Linked DNA regions of Homo sapiens: region 2 is linked to region 1. Evidence: read pairs that join two places in POLR2A ChIA-PET (ENCODE). Cell type or tissue: IMR-90. All regions are shown on one strand.

The links. ChIA-PET counts read pairs that join two places held together with the same protein. Peaks named below come from ENCODE experiments on the same cell type or tissue, not always from the same donor. Only the 100,000 strongest peaks of a DNase experiment are listed, where the experiment ranks them.
Region 2: POLR2A ChIA-PET joins it to region 1 with 22 read pairs; 3 of 35 experiments call an interaction of 5 or more read pairs at or near these places.

What each region holds. Positions count from the first base shown.
Region 1 is chr17:37,066,495-37,068,994 of GRCh38, reverse strand. No RefSeq gene overlaps it. Among named protein-coding and RNA genes, the nearest start is that of MIR2909, 34 kb to the right of the region's middle. In IMR-90, no CTCF peak of the experiment used is centred here; a DNase peak (open chromatin) is centred at 1,094; H3K27me3 peaks cover 687 bases.
Region 2 is chr17:37,209,752-37,212,251 of GRCh38, reverse strand. ACACA (acetyl-CoA carboxylase alpha) reads left to right here. Exons shown (of 56, transcript NM_198834.3): 30 at 1,762-1,785. Among named protein-coding and RNA genes, the nearest start is that of SNORA90, 34 kb to the left of the region's middle. In IMR-90, no CTCF peak of the experiment used is centred here; no DNase peak of the experiment used is centred here.

The sequences.
Region 1 (2,500 bases):
TGTAGCAAAAACCATGGAATTGTACATTTACAACAGGTGAGTTTTATGGTATGTAAATTCTACCTCAATAACAACACTGTAGAAAAAAAATGGAGACTGGGCATGGTGGCTCATGCCTATAATCTCAGCACTTTGGGAGGCCAAAGCGGGTGGATCACCTGAGGTCAGGAGTTGGAGACCAGCCTGGGCAACATGGCAAAACTCTGTCTCTACTAAAAATACAAAAATTAGCTGGGCGTGGTGGCGTACACCTGTAATCCTGGCTTCTCAGGAGGTTGAGGCAGGAGAATCGCTTGAACTAGGGAGGTGGAGGTTGCAGTGAGCAGAAATCATACCACTGCACTCCAGCCTGGGTGACGGAGCGAGACTGTCTCAAATAATAACAACCACCACCATCACGGGGTAGAGGCTACACAGACCTTACCCCGCAGCCTGCCCTCCTGCCCTGCAGCTGTTTCCACAAACGCCTCCTCCTCCTTCCATCCCCAGCTGCTCTAGCTGCTTGCCAGTTTCTTTTCAGCTCCAGCCTGGCTGGTTCAATGGTCACCCTCCTATCTGTCCTCACACGGGACCCAGCCCCTCCTCAGGATCAGCAGCTGCGGCCATCAGCTGTCCTCGCCCAGCTCCTCCAGAACAGCTTGTTAAAAGGGATCCACCTGGGGCTGAGTTCCTCCAGTTGGTCCCGGTGAGCTCTCACGTAAGAGTAATGAAGTTTAAACTTCTCTTTAGCAGCTAAGCACGGAAATTGACCCTGGCACCTTGCTAAGCTAATCGAGTTACAAAACGAATCCTTTAGGATCAAATTCATTACAACAGCCGCATCTATGACCCATTTTATTATAACCTTTTCTCAAAATCTGCTCTGGTCCGCCACCCTCTGATCTTGCCCAACCAAGCCCTAGTTAGCCTGTGTCTGAGGACGCCTGGCGGGCCCGGCGGGATGCTGTGGAAGGTGAGGGCTTCCAGTCACCTGTAAGCAACCTCGGTCGTACGTGCCCAAGGCTCAACTCCTGCAATCTATTTCTGTGACCTCAGGTCCCAGCAGAGCTCTGATTTCAAGCCACAGCCCTGGCCCAGGCCCAGACTGTGTTTATGACTCAGCATCCAATAGGCATGTAAACAAGATTACATCACAGATTTTCCCTGGCCCATACCTCCCGGTCCAGACTCTGGCTGAAGAGGGACATTGGAGCTTGGCCCTCAAGGAGCTAGCTCCACAGAGTCACCGCCAGCCATGAGGGAACTTGTCACCTAGCCCTCCTCTCACCTGCACAGGCTCAAATCAACCAGGAGCAGGGCTCCCAATGGGTGAGCTTTATGCAAACACCCGGGGTGGGGTTCCTGGCCACCAACCTCTGCACGTGGTGCTGCCTGGAGGGAAGGTTCCGGGACTCTGGAATGGACTTCTGCCCAGTAGGAGTGGCGAACTTGTGGCTCTCACGGCTTTGCGTTATTTGTTACAGATACACCTCCACTACTTTACACACTATTAGAAAGTTGAGTACCCCAAATCACTTTTAGGCACATGCAGAAATGCAATTTTAGGAGGCAGAAACTACTCAACTCCAGCAATGCATCTAGACTCTACCCTAAAATATCTGCATATTAAACTACCAAGGACAGTTAAGCTTTCAAAGGGAGAAGATCAAAGTGCTGTCATCTTTTAATTTAATCCTTTTGTTGCATCAATGATCTTAAGAGGGATGAGAGAGATCAAAATAAAAATGGAAACAAACTGTATCTTTGTGGCTGTTGTGTTTTAGTCTTTTTTTTTTTTCTCAATTTGGGCCACAAAATAGGTCAGCTCCATTACTGATCAGCCTTCCCACAAATATTTAAAACAAATTGAATTGCATACCCAATACCCATCACAATTACACCAGGCACAATAACTAAATTAGCAATTCAACAAAATAATTGGAAATGCGATTCTCTCTATTCCACCAGTCTCCCTCGAGGGTTGAGCGGATCTATGGGGGAAAGCTCAGCTTTCCTAATTCTGCAGCTAATTAGAGACACACTTGTAAATGAAGTTGTTTGTCTTAAAGTTGAAATTCTCTTCTGGGGGTGGGGGAGAGGCAAGGAGAGATGAGAAAGTCCTTCCGCTCCGGAGCAAGTGTATATAAACAGGTATAAAAACCCGTGCCATACCTGCAATTAATAAAGCATCACTATTTTACCTTCACTTATCTGGTAATGGACGACTTTGGAAGAACCAGCCTGGTTGACAGCCTCGTAAGCGGCGCACATTTCTGATGGCACTTGCGACCAGTCACTGTGGGCTGCCGTTTTGGGAGGGGGCGGAAGTGCCAGGACAGCAGGAGCGGTCAGTGGTGGCCAGTGTGTGCTGCCGGCTCCCACGTGGCCCCCCTCGGTTTGGGACAGGAGAACCAAAGGCTCACCCTAAAAGGAAGCAAGGCAGAGAGAGGCTCCCCCGCCCAACAGACCCTCCCCTCCTGTGGACCGCCGTCAGCAGCCGAACGTGGGCCCCCCTGGCTCG
Region 2 (2,500 bases), 140 kb before region 1:
AATGTAGCTACAGAAGCAGTTAGATTATTTTATTAGATTAGGAAATTTGTTAACAGTTGAGAGAGATTATACTGGTTTCTAAACTCTAGAAACCTGGATGAATGGAACCTGAGGTTTCTTTGGTTGTAGAGTTCTCTCTGAACTGAGATTCATGCTAAGAAACTGTGCAGGCGGCCCCTTTCTTTAGCATCCTTTATATCGTAAAAGGAAAACTATTCTCATTAGCATCTGCAGTTAGTTTTCTGTTCAGCTGTACCTCCCTCTGTTCTAGAACCTGTGCCTATTTTTTCTGTATTGTTGAGGCCCAAGTGCATTATAACTAAGGATCTCTTGTAAAAATAAAACCCACTCTCCTGAGTGAGAGGCTTAAGGAATCCAAACAGCAAAGGTTCAGGTTTCTGCACTCAGAGGTTGCTCTTGCTGTCTTATGAATTCACTCTGTGATACAGGTTTGATGCAAAGAGCATTTCTACTCACAAATCACATGAGGTATACAGTTTGTGTGCAGTGATATGTCACAGCTTTTTATTTATATGGCCTGCTCAGTCTATTCTGCTCCTTCTACTGCCATGGAAAGTGCATCGTTTTCCTCCCTCTATCTTCCTTTCCACATATCATCAGCACCACCCACTATGTTCTGCCCATTAAGTCCTCTGTGTGCTAGAAAACCCCAACAGTGATTAAATGCTGATAAAAGAATGTTAGAAGGTTAAGATATCAACCGATCAGCCCCCTTACAATGCCCCTAAATTGTAGGTGGTAAGTATAACTTTGCCCATTTAACATTGAAAATAAAGGTTTTTATTTGTTTGATTATTTTTCAGTTGGGGAAATCTTTTAAAAGGAGTTAGTGGCAAAGGCCAAAGAGAATGTGGGAGATGTGCCTTGTAGTTTCCTATTCTTATCGTGGTCTTTCTTTCATGATTTGGCACATTCTTTATAAGGAAGTTCTGTGGTAGTCAAATTTAGATAAGGTTTTATTTATGAGAGGCCTAGAGTTTTTAAGCTAACAGCAATTTTTAAAATCATTATGACCCTAAACTCATTTAATTACAAAGTATTAATTAATTTTAACAACTTATCATAGAATCATTTATCATTACTTTCCTGCATGATTTTCAGTTCTTTTAAGCTCCTAGAATACAGTACCTTCCCCCCTGCTCTCCTTCATGGGAGGAAGAGTATGGTTAAAAAGACTTAGAACAGGTAGCTGGGAACCCAGATTCCTGGATACTTTTCTTTGGTGGAGAATTTGTAGGTCTGTCACATATCCTGGATAAGCGATTAAAGTAGGAGGAGCTGTGGAATCAACTTCCCTGGACCTCCTTATTACACCTTCAGTAATAGGAACAAGAAAGAAGAGTCTCTAAGAATCCTGTGAAGAATTATATTTCTTATTGAAGCTTGAGTTAATATACCATATCATATAGCTTAAATTAATTTTCATCAGCCTGTGTTTTACCACTACTCTAAATTTTTTTTTTTTTTTTTTTTTTTTTTGGTAATAGAGCTATTTTTAAAATCCATGGTAAATACATTTTGACCCTTTCCATCAACAGCTGGTGTGGTGAGGTAGGTTAGGAGCATGCCTCTTTGGAGGTATCCTGGGGGTTGAAGGGTAATGAGCACTTAATTATGTCTGCTGAATGCCAGAGCTGCCAAACTGGAGCTCCTCATGACTGGTCTATATCTGCTCTGACAATTCTTTTATTATGGCTTTCACTAACTTATCAGTAACTAACTGTGGTTGTTTAATTACAGAGGGAACATCCCTACGCTAAACAGGTACCGTATGTTTAGTTTCTTTTCCAATTAAAAGCACCTTTATGTAACTTAGAATAGTGAAACCAGGAAAAAAAAAACCACAACACTTGACAAGATAATGTGTTATCTGCTAGGGAGTCCTGAGCTCCCCTTTGGACATACTAAATTATTCTTTCTGTTTGGAAAACATGGCTTCAGCTTTTCTTCAGCTGTTCAAAAAGCACTACTTGAAAAGCCTCAGTATGGAGAAGCTCCCATCTAGCTGTGTATGATAGGGGGTTTATCTGCCTTATGTCCGGCCTTGCTAGCAACATCTTCTTTTGCTAAGTTCTCTGTGTAGTTTGGGGCTTTCAGAGGAGAAACCCTTAAGGTTACTCCTATCCTGGCAAATTATTCACAGTTTTTACAATTTTTAGTTTCTCTAATTTGCTTCTCCTTTTAGAGGAGTGCAGATCCAGAAATAGCTGATCTCATGTTTTATCAGTTTGTTAGTTAATTTTCTAAAGTGTTAAAATGTTATGATAGTCAGTTTTTATTTCAGACCTATAATAAGATTAACATTGGAAAAGTATATTTAAGTTTTGATGTGTTTAACCCTGTGTGGAGGTTTCCAGGCTAATATAACATAAGTGATATTTTAGTATTTTGGGTTTCTCCTGTCTCTTGAACCAAGCAAGGCAACACAATGCAAGTTTGAGAGGATAACAATTCTGATTGGAATTGAATCCACAAAATG